2 separate regions of the Homo sapiens genome follow, and region 1 is linked to region 2. A link is a loop called in an ENCODE intact Hi-C map of the cell type or tissue named here. Cell type or tissue: B cell. All regions are shown on one strand. Each heading gives the region's core, and the rest is flanking DNA. Links, peaks and the distances in the headings are about the cores only.

Region 1 (10,748 bases), core at 3,365-8,364, 51 kb before region 2:
AGAAGGTAGAAAATATTTTAGAGGCTGGGTGCGGTGGCTCATACCTGTAATCCCAGCACTTTGGGAGGCTGAGATGGGAGGATCACCTGAGGTCAGGAGTTCGAGACTAACTAGCCCCTGGTCAACATGGTGAAACCCCATCTCTATTAAAAATACGAAAATTAGCCAGGCATGGTGGTGAGCACCTGTAATCCCAGCTACTCAGGAGGCTGAGGCAGGAGAATCACTTGAACCTGGGAGGTGGAGGTTTCAGTGAGCCAAGATCGTTCCATTGCACTCCAGCCTGGGCAACAAGAGTGAAACTCCATCTCAAAAAAAAAAAAAGAAAATGTTTTAGATGGGCAAAAATTTTCCTAACTCATAGGATTTTATTGCATTTAGCAAAATTTGAATTGCTTTGTGATATAAAACTATACTTTTATATGAGATAGATATGCAATGTCTATGATATAGACACCTGTAATTTCAACATTTGATGAGTCAGAGAAAAAAAGGTTTCCTTTGGGTCTTATTTGATCACTATTCTGTTAATTTTAAGCAAGCTTGTAGTAAATTGATCTATTTGGATATAAATAGGTTACATGATTATCAGTACTAGAGACCCATGTATCCTATTTATTTACAAAAGAATATTAAATATCCTATTTTAATTTTTATATTACAGCCTATTTTGATTTTTTAGATAAAAGTCTAGAGCTTTTATTTTAATGAATGCTAAGAGATCAGAATGCACTGGCATTCTCTGATTTAATAGTTTAACATATGAAGACTAAAGAAATATAGCTGATTCCATGGTTGCATAAATAGTTCAGAGGAACAACATGTTAGCAGTTATTTGCAGTGGACTATAAAAGAGATCAGCTGACAATTTAGTTTTTTTAAGAATTAATAAATAACATTGAACATTCACTTATCTTTCTTCAGTTAGCATAAAAATGTTACTAAATGATAAATTGTTCTTTGTAATGAAAATGTATATACCTTTATATTTTAATATGCATATATTTCTATGTTGTTATACATATAATTTTATTATGCATATAATTATATGTATGCCAACATTTAATATGCACATATTTTACATATAAATATTCCATAATCAGTTTTAGTCACTGTAATCTTGTAACCAATTTAGTTTTCCTTCTCTACCCACTTTAACAAACTCTATAATCCTCGCTGGGTGCAGTGGCATGTGCTACTGGGGAAGCTGAGGCAGGAGGATTACTTTAGCCCAAGGGTTTGTGGCTGCAATGAGCTATGATCAAGTCTATGAATAGCCACTGTACTCTGGCTTGGGCAACATAGTGAGACCACAACGTGTTTAAAAAAAAAAAAAAAACCTTTCTATATTGTAGTTGATATTTCTACCGCACATCTTCTCATAAAATTAATTGTTTGGATTCCATTCCTTCTTAGGTTACCCCTACTTTGGAAATGTAGGACTATGCTTAGTGAATGTGTGTGTGTGTGTGTGTGTATACATATAGGTGTGTGTGTGTGTATGTGTGTGTGTATGTGTATAATTTTACTTCCATTTGTTTTTACCCTTATAACCTCTAAGAAATTATTCCTTCCCTAACACAGCCAACATTTTAAAAAAGTTACCAACATCAACTACCTGAAATAGTATGCACAATTCTATGTGCAAAGCATTTTAATGCAGGCTTTCAGAGTTTTCATTTGCATTTCAAAGAGATAACAGTCAAAAAAGTTGTACATTCAAAAGGGATTAATTAGATAAAGTCCAGCGTTGCCACATAAAGTACAGGACATCCAGTTAAATTTAAATAAGGGATAAACAACATTTTCAAAATATAAGCATATCCTGTTTAATATTTGAAACACACTAAAATGTATTGGTTATTTATGTGATATTTTAAAGTAAACTGGGTGACCTGTATTTTTATTTGCTAATATTGTCAATACTAGTTTAGAATTACTGCACTAGATCCTTCACCTCTTCCTTGTCCTCCTTCCCATTTGTTTTCCTAAAATAGCAACATTTCTATTCAGATCAAGCTCTCAATTTCTGAGATCAAAATAAAACCTAAATTATTTTCTAGCATTTAATCTTTCCCAATTATTCAATGATTAATTTTCACTCTGCCAGATACTAACTTTGATATTGTGGATCCAAAGATAGACTGGATAAAAGAAATTCACAGTCTAGTGGTACGATATATCACTGGTGGGAAATAACTCCTTACTAAATAACCTAATAAAATAATGTGAAATCAGTAGAGAAACAGCTCAACCTTCTAGTAGAACCATCAGGCTTTACACAAGATGCAGTACCCATGAATCCTGAATGAAAGGAGAATGTATTTTACCATCATGGAAAACAACATGATAAAATAGAAAATCAGGTATATTATAGGGGATGAAGAAATTATTGTTCATTGGTATAATCTTACAATACATAAGTATACAAAGTTTTCTTGGTAGGATCTTTCAGACTTTTAGATTAGAGTTAATAAGAGTAGGCCAAGCCTCAGGGAAGCGTACTTTTTAAACCCATTGATTTCATACACACATATAGATTACTTGAGTTTACAAGTAGTACTTCTTAAAAAGCAATTATATGCAATATGTATATTCATGAACCTCCTTACTGAGTAAAGAAAGATAAGCATTCTTTTCTTCTTTTAAAATTTGTTTTTTGCGCAACATCTGCCTTTTTCGCTAAATGGAAAGTCCTTGGGAGCAGAAAGTCCCTGTCCCCAGCCCCCTTCTCTTTCACACACCCATGCCCACACACAATCTGACAAAATAAGTTGTGTGAGTGTTAGGAGGGCGACAGAATTGTGGAGAGCACCCACAATAGGAGGCCATTAAACACTTGGCTCCCCTGGTATTAGCAGTGATTCAGTTTCTGAACATCTTTTCTGGAATGAATTCACTTTTCTGGAATGAATTCTAGAAGTTTAGTGATTACTGAAACTTCTAGAAGTATATCATAGTTACTTTCCAGGATAGGATACAGTAACAGGTTGAATTGTGTCCCTTTCACAAAAAAAAATTATAGGTTGAAGTCCTATCCCTCAGTATCTCAGAATGGAGGTATTTCCTATTTGGAAATAAGGTCATTAAAAATGGGAATAAGTTTTAGTGTCCTATAGTACTGTAGGATGACTATAGTAACCAACAATATACAGTTTCAAATAGCTAGAAGATATTGAACGTTCCCAATACAAGGAATGATAAATGTTTGGGATGATCGATATGTGAATTACCCTGATCTAATCACTATACATTATATGTGTCATAACATTATGTACCCCATAGACATGTATGATTATTATGTGTCAATTAAATTTTCTAAAGGAAAATGTTATTAGATGAGGTCATACTGGAGTAGAATGGGCCCCTAACCCAATATGACTGGGTTCCTTATATAAAGAAGAAATTTGGATACAGAGACATGCATACAGAAGGAATGCCATGTGAGCAGGAAGCAGAGTGTGATCGTGCAGCAGAAGCCAAGGAATGCTCAAGGTTGTCAGCAAACACACTGGATGACAGGCACGGAAAAGATTCTCCTTCACAGCCCTCGGAAGGAACCAACCCTGCCAACACCTTGATCTCAGATCTCTACCCTCCAGATCTGTGAGACAATAAATTGACTGTTTAAGCCACTCAATGTGTGGTGCTTTTTATGACAGCTCTAGCAAACCAATACAGATGCTTTTTCCTTGCCTCTCCAATTTACATGATTTCCATGATGGGTGGGGAAACACCAAAACTTCCTATCACACACTTCAAAAGGAGCTATGCTAGAATGGAAGAATCATTTCTCACAATAAGTTTGTCAGGTTTTTGTTCTATCCTCCAAACAAACTTCTGCCCTATTAAGTATTATTTCTGTACCAAAGAGTTTTATTAAGTTAATCAAGTCTAAGAAATACCTAAAGTCAATGCTGTAGTTTTAATCCAAAAGCAACAGTCATTCTCAGAGAAAGAGCTCATTACCATCAGCCGTGGTGGCCCACGCCTGTAATCCCACCACTTTGGGAGGCTGAGGCGGGTGGATTACTTGACGTCAGGAGTTTGAGACTAGCCTGGCCAACATGGCAAAACCCCATCTCTACTAAAAATACAAAAAAAAATTAGCCAGTCGTGGTGGCATGCACCTGTAGTCCCAGCTACTTGGGAGGCTGAGGCATGAGAATCGTTTGAACGAGAGGCAGAGCTTGCAGAGTGCTGAGATCACCATACTGCACTCCAGCCTGGGCAACAGAGCAAAACTCCATCTCAAAAAACAAAGAGCTAATTACTATATTTGGTATTTTTGTTTTTATTAAAGCCAACATATATTGAACCTTTTCTATTGTCCAGTCACTGTGCTGAGGTCTTTGCATGGATTATCTGATTAATATCTTACTATCAATGTGAAATATTGTTATACTCACTTTACTAAGGAGTTAGCTATGGACTGAAGATTTTCAATAACTTGGTAAAAAGGTTGCACAGCTAATGAGTGGAGCCAGGGCTCAAACCCAGCAAGTCTGGCTCCTGAGTTAATACTATTCTGCTTTATTTTACATACTGTGAAAACTAGAAGACAATCAAAATTGACACTGTACAATTGTTACCAACGGGTCTTTGTTCTTAGAGCTCCCAAGATGGGGTGGGCTGCTCCCAAGATGGCGGCAAGCCTTTTGTTCTTTGATCTGGGGTTCTTGGCCTCATGGATTCCAAGGAATAGAACCTTGGCCCCTGCAGTGAGTGTTATAGCTCTATTAGAAGCCATGGGTCACGGAAGAGAACCATGGAACCCAGTGACCAGTGTTCAGCTCAATTAGGACGAACCCAGGCACTTAGCTACTCAGGACAATGGCGAACCTCTAGCCGGATCAGAAGTGGCAATGGGTGCCTTGCTGGAGCAGAAGCGCAGCGGACACCCTGCTGGATCTGGAGAGGTGAAAGTCAATGGCAGGTCTGGGGCAGCGGCGTTCAACAGTGGTGGACTCTGAGTGAAAGCTCAGTTCGAGCCGGAACAAACACTGACCAGAAGAGTGTGCAGTTGCAAGATTTAATAGAGTGAAAACAGAGCTCCCATACAATGGGAGGGGACCCAAAGGGGGTTGCCACTCCCTGATCGAATGTCTGGGTTTATATCCTGATCACTGTCCCTCCCCCTGTGCTCTCAGGTGATAGATGATTTGATTATTTCTTTACCTCCTGCTTTTAGCCTAATTGGTATTTTAATGAGCTTTCTTTTTACTACCTGATTGGTCAGATGTGAGCTGAGTTACAAGCCCTGTGATTAAAGGTGGGTGCAGTCACCTTCCCCAGCTAGGTTTAGGAATTCTTAGTCGGCCTAGGAAATCCAGCTAGTCCTATCTCTCACAATGACTGAAAACCCTTAGAGTATATCCTTTATTAAAGAAAGGCAGTTAACATCGATTTTAATTATGTTTTATAGCAAAATCGTAGGCAATCCTTCTTTCCCCAGCCCCGAGTTTCCACTCTGCTGCCCAACAAACCAAAGGGCAAGGTTCTGTCAGTTTTTGGTGGATCAGTGTAGCTGTGATGTTCAAACTGAGAGACTTGGGGGCCAGGAGGGGAGGGACAAGGTAGTATTGTTTTAATATCACGTACACATGCACCCTCATTTAAAAATCCCTGATCTAAATGCCCCAGTGTTCTTACTCTATAATGCTATGCAATGTTACCCATAAAAAAATTTTTAAGAAGACAGGTGATCTTTGGTGGCACTCTTAACTTTCTTTCAGACCTCTTCCCTAGTCATTCCTTGCCCTCTTAACATCACTCACTACTCAACTCCCTCCCCTCCACACTTGCTCTAGGTAAACTCTTACTTTGGGATCTTTTGCTCTCCTCAGTCTCTTTTGCTTTTCCTCAAGCCTCCTGCCCACCACCCCCCACCGCCCCAATATCTTTCAAAACCTTATCTGCCCTTTGTCTAGATTCCCCTTAGAAATCATTCATGATTAAAGTAGCAAATATCTTCTGTAAGGTATTTGCAATTAACAGTATTCCCACCTGTATTTCCATATTTAACAGTGGAAAGCTGAGGAAATCAAAACTTCAGAAGTTCCAGGCCCCAACAGTAAGTGATGAAAGAGAGTATGTGAGGCGTTCAAGTACCTCTATGATACAGTTTGGCTCTGTGTCCCACCCAAATCTCATGTGGAATTGTAATCCCCACTTGTTGAAGGAGGAGCCTTGTAGGAGGTTATTGGATTATGGGGGCTCAGATTTCCCCCATGCTGTTCTCCAGATAGTGAGCTCTCACCAGATCTGATGGTTTAAAAGTGTGTGCCACTTCCCCTTTCACTCACTGTGCCACCATGTGAAAAAAAGGTGCCTGCTTCCCCTTTGCCTTCTGGCATGATTGTCAGTTTCCTGAGGCCTCCCAGTCATGCTTCCTGATAAGCCTGTGGAACTGTGAGTCAATTAAACTTCTTTTCTTCATAAATTACCCAGTCTCAGGTAGTTCTTTATAGCAGTGTGAAAACGGACTAGTACGCTCTAAAATCACTTCTATCTACCAAAACCTGGATATTGTACCATATTGAGGTCATACTCTTCTGATTTTATTACCTGTATGGAACACTTAAGAATCTTACTAATCCTAATGACAGAACTCTGCTAGCAAAAAAAAAAAAAAAAAAAAATCGTAAGAATTTATGATAAAGACCCCAAAAGCAAATACGATAAAATTAAAAATGAGACTTAAAGATCTCTGCAAAACAAAAGAAATTATCAACAGATTTGAAAACAACCTACAGAATGGGAGAAAATATTTGTGCACTATGTGTCCAACAAAGGACTGAGATACACGATCTACAAGGAACTTAAGCAAATCAACAAGAAAAAAACAAAGGGCGGTCGCCGCTGTAACCGCTTCTACCCCGCCATGCAGGGCACGGCGACACACAGGCCCCTGCAGGAGGCAGCTGCCCACATGGGGAGCTGTGCCCACCTGAGCACGGCAGCCGCGCCTTCTGCCACCACAGACCCGACCGCCTAGGTTCCTTCGGGGCTGGGATTTGCTTTAAGATGTGCCCCAGCAGGAGGCTCTGTGGGGAGAGCCGCGGAAGCCGGTGAGGACGCTTGAGTGGAGCCCGTGCCCTCCGCAGCCGCAGACCCCACTCAGGGCGCGAGGCTGAAGCCACTGGGATTTGACGTTGGAGGTGCGCGCCCGCAAGGGTCATCTGAGGACCTTTCCCGCCCCTCAGGGCCAGCCCTGCTGCCACCTCCCCCGAAACCCCCCAGCCCCCCACGCCGCTTCCTCGTTCTCCATATCTAGGGCCTTATTCTCTCTCTGAGCAGACCCGGCAGCCTCCCTCCCATCTCCAGCTGCCTCCCGCCTCATCAGCACCCCGACTCCTCCCTCAGTGGGGGCACCAGGCTGGAGGGGAGGGATCCCCGTTCCCCGACCCCTCAGCGTGCCCCTGGATCCCCCGCAGTGGCCTAGGTGAGTGCGGCCCTTCAGCAGGATCAGCTCCGAAGTCGTCAGGGCCAGCAATGCCTGACTGTGCGCTTAGCCCTGGAAGAAGAAAACACTAACAGAAAGGAGAAGTGCCACAGCTTTTAGCCCAGATAAAGTCCTGCAAAAACTTTAACCCAGGGAAAGTCCTTCCACTAGCATCACACATGTGCAATTCTGTCATCATTTGTGTGCTCCAATAGGACTCTGCGGATTGACAGCCAGGTAGAACTCGGAAGAGGCCTGCACAGACAGGAGGAGCAGCTTTTCCTATTCAATGATCTGTTAGGTGTGGCCAAACTCAAATACAACATAACTGTAAGATACAAAATAAAATTAGATTAACTGGTATATGGACAGCAAGCTGTCTGGATGAAGTGGCAGAAGGCAACACCAATTCCATGAAATCCTTGGCTCTGGGCTGACTCACAGTGAACTTTGTGGCCACTTTCAGTTCTCCAGATCAGAAGGACAAATAGCTCTCTCTCCTTCAGAGATACATCAATCTAGAGAAAGAGAAGGACGACCCAAAGGGCATTTCCCTCAAAATCTCCACCAAGGACATTGAGAATTATGCCTATTCTAAAACTATAACAGTAATGGATTCACATACAGAAAATGAAGATATCAACATATCATTACCAATGCTAAGGATAGCTGGCCCTGAGAGAGGTTACAAGTTATGGGTCAATTCTGGCAAAGAAGAGGCTTCATGCCTACTCACGGGGCATGAAGATCTATATGGAATTAAAATGAGCCACCTTCGAGACACTGCACTGCTAACACCAGAACCAAAGGACTCTACCACCCTTTTCAACCAACAAGCACCCTTCTTCACAGACCAGCTCTTGGCCTGTGGAGGATGTGGCCAGCCCAGACTCAGGGCCTACAGTGACCTGTAGTCCCAGCTACTCAGGAGGCTGAGGAACGAGAATCGCTTGAACCCGGGAGGCGGGGTTTGCTGTGAGCCGAGATCACACCGCTGCATTCCAGCCCGGGCTGCAGAGCAAGACTCTGTCTCAAATAAATAAATAAATAAATAAATAAATATGTATTTTTTTGTACATGCAGAAACTAGAAGCTACTGCTAACTTTTAAAATTCTTTGGTTTTCAAGGCACTGATAATGTATGTGTATGAAGTCCATGCTGCCTGTTAAATAAAATGCCTTTTGCAGAATTAACCATCACACCAGAAAGAAAAAAAAAAAACTCCATTACAAAGTGGGCAAAGGACATGAACAGAACAAACACTTCTCAAAAGAAGACATACAAGCGGCCAGCAAAAATATGAAAAAATATTCAATATCACGAATCATAAGAGAGATGCAAGTCATAACCACAATGAGATACCATCTCACACCAGTCAGAATGGCTATTTTTAAAAAGTCAAAAAATAACAGATGTGGCTGAAGCTTTGGAAAAAAGGGACAGTTTATACACTGTTGGTGGGAACGCAAATGACTTCAGCTACTGTGGAAAGCAGTTTGGAGATTTCTTAAAGAACTAAAAATGGAATTACCTTGTGACCCAGCAAATCCTATTACTGGGTATATACCCATAGGAGAATAAATCTACTACCAAAAAGACATCTGCACTCATATGTTCATCACAGCACTATTCACAATAGCAAAGACATGGAATCAATCCAGGTGCTCATTAACAGTGGATTGAGTAAAGAAAATGTGGTACATACACACCATAGAATACTACACAACCATAAAAAAGAACAAATCATGTCCTTTGTAGCAACATAGATGCAACTAGAGTCTGTCATCCTGAGCAAATTTATACAGAAACAGAAAACCAAATATTGCGTGTTCTCACTTATAAGTGGGAGCTAAATATTGGGTACACATGGATTTAAAGATGGGAACAATAGATGCTGAGGACTCCAAAAGGTAAGAGAGGCAAGGATTGAAAAACTGTCTATGGGGTACTACGTTTGCTACTTGAATGATGGGATCATTAAAAGCCCAAACCTCTGCATCATGCAACGTTACCCATGTAGCAAATCTGCACATGTACCCCCTGAATCTAAAATAATAAAAAATTGCAGACTAAAGCACTATACCTCAAACGAACAGGTTTTGCTTGATTTGCTTTCATACCTAGATTCGGCAAATAACATGTAGAAATTTGTCTAAATCACCCAGGAGTCTTAGACAACCAACTTTCAAAATCTAAAATACGATAACTAGTGGATTTCTTGCCTTCATTTTGTATTAGGGTTTTCCCAAAGAATAAACTCAGAGGCAAGCCCTTCAGGGGAACGCTTGATGTGTTATGGTGAATCTGAAACTTTTGTCCTCTAAAGAGCCTTTTTTTTTTTTTTTTTTTTTAGAGACAAGGTCTCACTGTCACCCAGACTGTAGTGCAGTGGCACAATCACAGTTCACTGCAGCCTCGACCTCTCAGGCTCAAGCCATCCTCCCACCTCAGCCTCCCTAGTAGCTGGGACCACAGGTGCATAGCCCGATGCCTAGACAATTTTTTATATTTTTGTAAAGACAGGGTCTCGCTATGTTGCCCAGGCTGGTCTCAAACTCCTGGGCTCAAGTCATCCTCCCGCCCCTGCCTCCCAAAGTGCTAGGATTACAGGCATGAGCCACCATGCCCAGCCAGGAGGGCTTCTTTTAAAAGCGATAATAGCTACTTCAGAGAACAAGCCCCCACTACAAATTCATTTTCCAGATTCTATAAGCTTCCTGTTGAGTGGCAAGAACAAATATTTCAGGGAGAATTCTAAGGTATAGTATCAGTCGAATGTCTGTCAGTTTAAAATGGGGACTTACGGTCATTTAAAAGATAAACTAGCATGAGGATGGCTTGAGACCGGGGGAGCAGAGGTTGCAGTGAGCCGAGATCACGCCACTGCACTCCAGCCTGGGAGACAAAGTGAGGGTCCATCTCAAAAAATAAATTAAATAAATCAATAAAAAGTAAAAGATAAACTACTATGAGCAGAGTGTCTTTTTTTCTACCCTGCTTTCAGTACTTGCTAGGAGTAAGGTGATGAAGATCCCTTTCTTGCTCAGTTAATGTGACAGCAGTCATGCCTGCTGACATAACCGCGGAATGCCAAATGACCTATTCATTCATTTCATTCCTTGCACTAGAACATCAGAGCAGAGAATCCACAAATGCACCCACATATCCAAAGCTGATGGCATTTTGGCCTCTTTCTGCCCCCATTACTGTGAAAAGATTTCTCCAAGGGAACCTGAAAGTAATCTTTGTGGGTTGCAGCAAACGTACACACCCTTTTGGAATTTTATCAGGCAATCTTAGCAC
Region 2 (8,202 bases), core at 1-5,000:
TACTATTTTTTAGAATATATATAGATGCTGTTATAAATAAAAGATAAAATCAAATGTTTGTTGATAGATTCAAAGAAATTATTTGCCATATGTTTCTGAACCAGCCAGTATTCCAAATGTATAATTATTCTCATGTAAAAGTTCTTGATTTTTTTAACATTACAAAGAAGTCTTTATACAAAGAGGGCTGAGAATTGTTGACTTACAGTGAACACTTAGGTTGTTTTTGCAAAACTCTAGAAGACAAAAGTTATTGGCATTTCCACATCTTTGTAGGTATAGAAAATGAACAAAGTATATCCCTGATTTTTGCTTACATCTTTTCTGAGTAAGACATTTTGTGCTTACATACTATGGATTAGTTAATCATTGGTCAGTTAAATACAAAACATCATTTCGATCTGGTAGCTTAGCAACACTTAAAAAAAAATCAGCTAATGCTTAGCAAAGGTTTCCACTCAAGATATTAGATTATGAAAAACTTCCTGCTTAACAATAGTAATTCCTTGCAGAGTTTATTTGACTTCATTCAAAACCATTCACCAATACTAGAGTTAGGTGCCGGGGTTTCATATTTCCTTTTTAGCACTTTTAGTGTTTGGTTTTATCAGAATCCCAAATCTCCAGCCTTCCATGTTACGGCCCCGTGGACAACCTTAGTGACTTGCTAGAGCAACTCACTTTGCTCCCTCCCTCCCTCCTCACTCACAAAACTTATCTTGCCATGTACTTTCCTTTTCATAGGCTTTAGTTTTTCCTGGGAATCAACTGTGGCATACCAGAAAGAAAAAGTAATTTAACTAAGATATCAGCTAGGCGTGGTGGCTCACTCCTGTAATCCCAGCACTTTCGGAGGCCAAGGCAGGAGGATCACTTGAGGTCAGGAGTTTGAGACCAGCCTGGGCAGCATGACAAAACTCCATCTCTACTAAAAAATACAAAAGCATAGCCAAGTATGCTGGCACGTGCCTGTAGCCCCAGCTCCTTGGGAGGCTGAGGAGGGAGGATCACTTGAACCCAGGAGGTGGAGGTTGCAGTGAGCCACGATTGTGCCACTGTACTCCAGCCTGGGCAACACAGTGAGCCCTTGTCTCCAAAAAAAGTAAATGTAAATTTTCTTAGCTACTAGAGTATGTATATCTATTTTCTCAAAATATATCTCTATTTATCTATTTCTATATAGATATATATATCTATATAGATAACTCTATATCTATAGAGATCTATATCTTTTTGTCTTTATCTATGTGGATCAATAGACAGCTATCCATACTATATACAAACAGTCCCAACTTACAGAAGTTTGACTTAATTTTTTGACTTTATGATGGTGCAAAAGCAATACACATTCAGTAGAAACTGTATTTCAAGTATCCATATAACCATTCTGGTTTTTACTTCCAATAGAGTATTCATAAAAATTACTTGAGATATTTAACACTTTACTATAAAATGGGCTTTGTGTTGGATGGCTTTTCCCAACTTTAGGCTAATGTGAGTGTTCTGAGCACATTTACGGTAGGTTCAGCTGTGGTGTTCAGTGGGTTAGGTGTATTACGGTAGTTCCCCCATTATCTGTGGGGGTTATGGTCCATGACCCTCAGTGGATGCCTGAAACCGCACATTAGTACCAAACACTACATATGCTATGTTTTTTCCTATGCATACATATCTATGATAAAGTTGAAATTATAAATTAAGCACAATAAGAGATTAATAAGAGCTAATAATAAAACAGAACAATTACAACAGTATCTTATAATAAAAGTTAGGTGAATTTGGTCTCTCTCTCAAAATATCTTATTGCACTGTGCTCACTTATTTTGGACGCGGTTGACCGTGGTTAGCTGAAACCGCAGAAAGTAAAACCCTGGGAAAGGAGAGACTACTCTGGATGCATTTTGACTTGCAATATTTTCAGTTTACAATGGGTTTATTGGAACATTACTCAATTGTAAGTCAAAGACCACCTGTATTCTTAGGAAAATCCCATGGAACAGAGCTATTTACGCCAATCTCGTATGTCCAGTCTCAGCAGAGCCTCAGTTTCTGGTATATTCCACCGTTGTGGGGCAACCTGCAGACCCTGAAGACTGCTAGTTCAATTTTGTTTACTGATTTTGGTTGGTTTTCCATACTAGAGTTGCCATGGAGAAAATTCCAGTGTCAGCATTCTTGCTCCTTGTGGCCCTCTCCTACACTCTGGCCAGAGATACCACAGTCAAACCTGGAGCCAAAAAGGACACAAAGGACTCTCGACCCAAACTGCCCCAGACCCTCTCCAGAGGTAGGAGTCAGCTTCTTGTTGGCTTCCAACTGCTACTTAATTGGAAAAGATTTCCTCTCTCTTGGTGCTTAAACCTGGTTCTAACCTGGTGCCAGGTTATTTTTGGTTGTGTTCCTTCTAGACTTATCACTGTTTATAATTATTTCTACTTTCTCCAGGGGTTTTTCTTCTTCTTTAGTATAGGGTCTATTATCCCAGTCTTTACCATTGCTTTTCAACAGCTTTGGGTCTGAATTTATACAAGCTTCAAATATACTGATTCATTTCATTCTAGGTTGGGGTGACCAACTCATCTGGACTCAGACATATGAAGAAGCTCTATATAAATCCAAGACAAGGTAAAGATCAGGATTACTCAGAGCTCCCTCAAAGCTCTCAAGAGCACCACCTAGTGACATCTAGATATATGTGAAATCTTACTCATTAAAATTTGTCTAATCTCTGTCTTTTAAAGCAACAAACCCTTGATGATTATTCATCACTTGGATGAGTGCCCACACAGTCAAGGTAATTTATTCTTCTAAGTATGATTTCCTTTATAGGCTTTTAGCCTTAGGGCCAGGGTTCAGATCACTCATGTTTGTATCTTTAGAACCACAGTTGCATTAAAGAAAGAATATTTTATATAGTAAAAACATATTTAAAAGTGACTTCAAATATCTCCACATTTTGTGATAACCATTGGTACATATTTTGAAAAACTAGTTTTAGGATTCATCTTCAACTTCTTGATTTCTCTTACAGTCCACATTCAATACACCAGCAAATACTGGCTTTATCTTCAAAATATATCCTTAAACCAGCACCAGCTTCACAGGCATGAAGCCTGTGCCATCTCACAGGGCCCCAAGCTTAGAAGGTTCCCAAACTTGGTTTAAACTTGGCTATCATTGTCTTAAAAGTCTTAGTAATTCTTCAACAAGGGGCTCTACCCTTTCATTTTGCACTGGGCCCAAATCCAACCACTTCCTATTGCCTCCATGCTACTGCCCTGGTCCAAGCCCAGATCAGATCTTGTCTAGACTACCATAACAGTCACCTAACTGGCCACCCTACAGCCAGTCCACACAGAAGCCAGAGTGAGGCTGGTAGACATAAATCAGATTCCATCACTCACGTGCTCAAGTGGCTTCTTATCACAGAACTAAATCCAAATTTCTGATCACAACCTATGAGGCTGACATGATCAGGCCAATGGCTATCTCTCCCTTCCTACCACTCTCCTCTTGCTTTCTTCACTCTCTCCAGCCTGGCCTTCGTGCTGTTCCTCCCACAGGTGAGCTCATTCCCACCTCACAGCTAGTGCTTTTGCAGTTCCCCCTGCCCACAGTGGCCTACCCCAAAATGGACCACTCCCTCACTTCAACGTTAGCTCCTCAGGAAGATCTGCCCTGACCACTCACAGTTTTTAAACCCTTTGCTTTGCTTTATTTTTCTTCAAAGTACATATCTCTACCTGAAAGTATCATCTACTTATTTCTTTGTTTATGGTTTGTCTCCCACACAAGTATGTGAGCTCTGTGAAAAAACACATGCTTTTTTTTGTTCACTGCACCATCCCTAGTACAGAACACAGTGCGTAACACATGGCAGCCATTCAATAAATATGAGCTGGAGAAAAAAATGAATTGATGAATGAATGGATGAATGAGTGAATAGAAAGCAGAGGTAGTCAATGCCATAGATATTACTTCACTAATCATTTGCTAAAAGGCCAAAGTAGAATACTGTATTTAAAATGCAATTCAATAAGTAAATAAAATGCAATTTAACTGAAAATTGAACAAAGCTTTTAACCAATGCTAAGATGGATGCTTAATGATTTTTCTTTATATTATAGCTTTAAAGAAAGTGTTTGCTGAAAATAAAGAAATCCAGAAATTGGCAGAGCAGTTTGTCCTCCTCAATCTGGTTGTAAGTTTCCTTTTCATCATTACTAACATTTCTCTATGGCTCATTACTTGAAATGGATGATTCATTTTTCCTATACATCTTAGTTATACTGCATTAACTGGGATTGCTTCCAAATATCCCATCTCATAAATTAGAGAGAAAAAAGATATTTCGTTGTATTAATAATCCATTTGGTGTGTCTGTTTTTATTTAGTAATTAATCATCTTAGTTTGTCTGAAAAATTATCTCCCGTAGTCAGAATTTTTTCTGTTGCTGGAAGGTTTTTGTTACTTGCTGTGCCTGTCCCTCTATAGTCCTGGCTTCTCTACACCCATTCTTAATCCTGGTCATCTCTTGGGAAGAGACAGCTCTCTGGCTTTCCAACTCTAATCATGCCTCTTGTGCTTTAGCTTCATGCATTCCCACCTTACTTCACCACTACCACCCCTCACGGTGCTCAAGCTTTCTGTCTCGGCAAGTTCTTTTTACTGTATACAAATGTTTCATTTTCCTTCTAAAAGCAAGCCAACAAAAAAATGACTCTACCTAATCATATGTCCTTTTGAGCCCTCCGGCCCTTCCTCTTCACAGGTTGGCTTCCTTAAAGACCACTTCGCACCAGTAGTTCTTCCTTGCCTCTCTTCCATGGGCTCTTCCTCTTCCTCTTCCTACTCCTTAATGTGAGTGACATGATGAATCTCTACTTGACCCTTTTCTCTTTCCATATTTTGTATTCAGTGAACAACTCCATCTACAACTGCCTTTAATCAATTCCGACACACTAATAATTCCTACATCTTACCCAAACATGAAACAACTTCCAAATTGTCTATCCAACCATATTCCAGATATCTCATAATCAGCTTAAACTCAGTATGTTCCTCACTGCACATTAATCATCTTGGTTTGCGCTTTTCCAATAGCTCTTCTTTCTCTATTCCCTATTTTACTGAAAGTGGTACTGTGCTAGATTGGACTCTCCTACTTACCTACAGCATGCAATAAGCCCTGTGCTTCTAAATTCCAAGTATTCCTGCTACTAGTCACTTCTCTATAAACTCAGGACCACTATTTTAGTAAGCCTCTTTCACTTTCCCTAGCTTACTGTAATACTGCTAAATGGCTCCTGGTCTACAAGATAAACTCTGTCTAATCCCACATGGCTGTCAGAGAAGTTGCTTTACAGACCAAACTGGGGTCACAGTGCCTCTTCTAACATCCCTCCAGTGGTTCTTAACTATTTCTGAACAAAGGAAAACACTATGGCATGGTGTGCAAAGTCATTCCTAAGCCGGCCCCTGAAGCAGCTCTAGCACCTTCTTTCGCCACTGCCCTCGTGCATCCCCCCAACTCAGTCCTTCCCCAGCACTTGGCCATAGGAGAAAATGCTCCACCTGTCCTCTCCATACTCTTCCCCCTGCATGAAGTGTCTTTCTTTTCCACCTAACTGACTCCTGTTCATTTGTAAAGATTCCTCCTTATCCACTTCAGAAAGTCCTAGTCGGGGTGGAATCTGCATTCTGGGCTAAATGTCTTGCTCAAGGCAATCACCAAACCTGCATATCCTACACCGTAACATTTCACCCACTGCATCCTCAATATTCATTTTCCTACCTGTATCTCTCAATAGAGTGTGCATTCATTAAAGATAAGCACCATGCCTTGCTAAATACAGTTCTAAATAAAAATTGATAAATGGATAAATGAATACTCAAGAAAATCCCGTACTTGTCTCCGTAATTTCTCTAGAAATGACATCTGCTTTTTTCCTTAATAGCCTCTTATTTCATCCCAGATGTCTTCCCCAAACACAGTAACTCCTTCCAAATTCTCCCTTAATTTTTTTGCTCTTTATCACATCCATTCAGCACTTTATCTCATGTTCTGCTCTATCTTATTTATTATTTCATGCTTGTAACTTGTCTCCTCATCTGTACAATAAACTCTGTGTGGAAGAGTTATGATATCTTGAGATGCCTGGCCGGAAATGGACAGATTCTTGTATTAACAAGTTTGAAAACGACTGAAAAGTCAAAGTAAACTAAAAGATGCTTTTCTTTTTATTTTAGTATGAAACAACTGACAAACACCTTTCTCCTGATGGCCAGTATGTCCCCAGGATTATGTTTGTTGGTAAGCGGAAGTGACAGTGAGATAACTCGGAAACACATACTAGTGCTGCCATCCTCCTTCTCTCCTCCCCACTGTCCCTTGCCACGTTGCCATGGCCAATGTCATCACTAAGCTCTAGCAAGGAGCATGACATTCCTTTAAGTTCCGCAACATATTTTCTTTAGAAAATGTGAGCTTTTACCTATTTCCACACAACACTTTCTTTTCTCACATGCTAATTGTAACTTTTCATCTTCTGCTATAATACTTCTGAGAACAAAGCACCCTATTCACTATTTAAACATATTGATAAATTTCCTGAATACGAGAGGCCTGCAAATATTTATTTTTTAATCCAGCAAACTTTCACTTTGTGTGTTAGATTTTTCTGACATTTTTTATCATTATTTTTAAGAAAGTTAGGAATAAGGCTGGGTGGCTCACGCCTGTAATCCTAGCACTTTGGGAGGCCAAGGCCGGCAGATCACTTGAGGTCAGGAGCTCCAAACCAGCCTGGCCAACAAGGTGAAACCCCATCTCTACTAAAAAATACAAAAAAAAAATTAGCCAGGCGTGGTTGCAGGAGCCTGTAATCCCAGCTACCTGGGAGGCTGAGGCACAAGAATTGCTTGAACCCAAGAGGCAGAGGTTGCAGTGAGCCGAGATGGCACCACTGCACTCCAGCCTGGGCAACAGAGCGAGATTCTGTCTCAAAAAAAAAAAAGGAATATGAGGTGGGAAAAAGAAATGAAAGGAGCCACATGCTCCTTCCTGCCACTGGTACTTTTCATATGCTTTCCCCACTTCCTTCTCTGTCCCCCAATTTCACATCATTAACTCCCCAATCATCATTATTCATTGACCGAGTCAAATCCCTACTATGTGCTCTTGTAGTCATACTTTCCTCAGGTATAATTTTGCAGTTTGGGGGTGGTTATGTAATAAATATTTCCCACATTGGACTATAAGCCCCTATGGCAGGGACTGTACCTATTTCTGCTCACCATGATATTCCCAACGTGACCCTGCAGTAGGCTCTCCATCAATATGTGTTTAATTATTGAATGAATGTACTGAGTTTGGCTTTGTTCAAAGTCATACTGATTTAAGGACAATCCATAATGAAATCCATCACTTACAACAATTCATGCTAATCATATGATTCACCTGTGTAATTCATTAAAAGTTTACACTGAATGTACAAAGCAGGGAAAAGAAAAACAAGAAATAGAAAAAAAGGAAGAAGGCTGAACTAAAGCACTAATTTTATAGGTTTAGTTTTGTCAGAATTTAGGACATTTGGAATCCTAACATTAAAAGGGAATTTATAGATGTCTGTTCATACCTTGTACAGGAATTCTTTGTACAGCATCCCTGTGGAAGGGCATTTTAACCCACATTCAATTCCTTCAGTCCTAAGAACCAGCTCCAAGGCAGCTTGCTCTTCTAGCTCCGTAGTAGCCACCCTGACTACATGTTTGAATCACCTGGAGGATTTTAAAGATCAAGTTGCCCAGGCCACACCTCAAACCAATTAAATCAGAATCTCTGGGGGTGGGAGGCAGGCATCCATAGTGTTTACAGCTCTCCAGATGATTCCAATGTGCAGCCAGGTGAGCTGCTAGTTGGGTATTTAAAAAGCCCTTCTTAGGTTAATTTCTTACAAAGATTAGACCGTGTCTTTGTATCCTCTGCACCAAACAGAAGTATAGTTGGTCTTAAATCTGGTGAATAAATGTACATCTGCTTCTTGTAATTTATGTGTCTGGCCTTAGTCCAACATTCTGAAATGACAGATTGCCCACTCCAGTACCAGCGACAGACTTTGCAAACATGCAGATGGTTCTCACATGTCTTCCTTGTCTCATTTTCAGGGCACGTGTCCTAGGTTCTTTCGATTACGTCTCTC

Evidence for each region. Hi-C counts contacts between places; a loop is a spot of excess contacts. Peaks named below come from ENCODE experiments on the same cell type or tissue, not always from the same donor. Only the 100,000 strongest peaks of a DNase experiment are listed, where the experiment ranks them.
Region 1: a loop joins it to region 2, with 7 times the contacts of the local background. A loop is called at or near these places in 8 of 110 quality-filtered maps.

What each region holds. Positions count from the first base shown.
Region 1 is chr7:16,847,568-16,858,315 of GRCh38, reverse strand. It overlaps the pseudogene LOC100287613 and a transcript of AGR3 not described here. Among named protein-coding and RNA genes, the nearest start is that of AGR3, 29 kb to the left of the region's middle. In B cell, for the core only: no CTCF peak of the experiment used is centred there; DNase peaks (open chromatin) are centred at 6,305 and 6,935; H3K4me3 peaks cover 262 bases.
Region 2 is chr7:16,795,743-16,803,944 of GRCh38, reverse strand. It overlaps AGR2 (anterior gradient 2, protein disulphide isomerase family member), which reads left to right. Exons shown (of 8, transcript NM_006408.4): 2 at 2,142-2,287; 3 at 2,562-2,625; 4 at 2,742-2,794; 5 at 4,128-4,201; 6 at 6,251-6,314. The coding sequence starts at 2,149. Among named protein-coding and RNA genes, the nearest start is that of AGR2, 5.2 kb to the left of the region's middle. In B cell, for the core only: a CTCF peak has its summit at 2,666 (motif pointing left); a DNase peak (open chromatin) is centred at 2,674.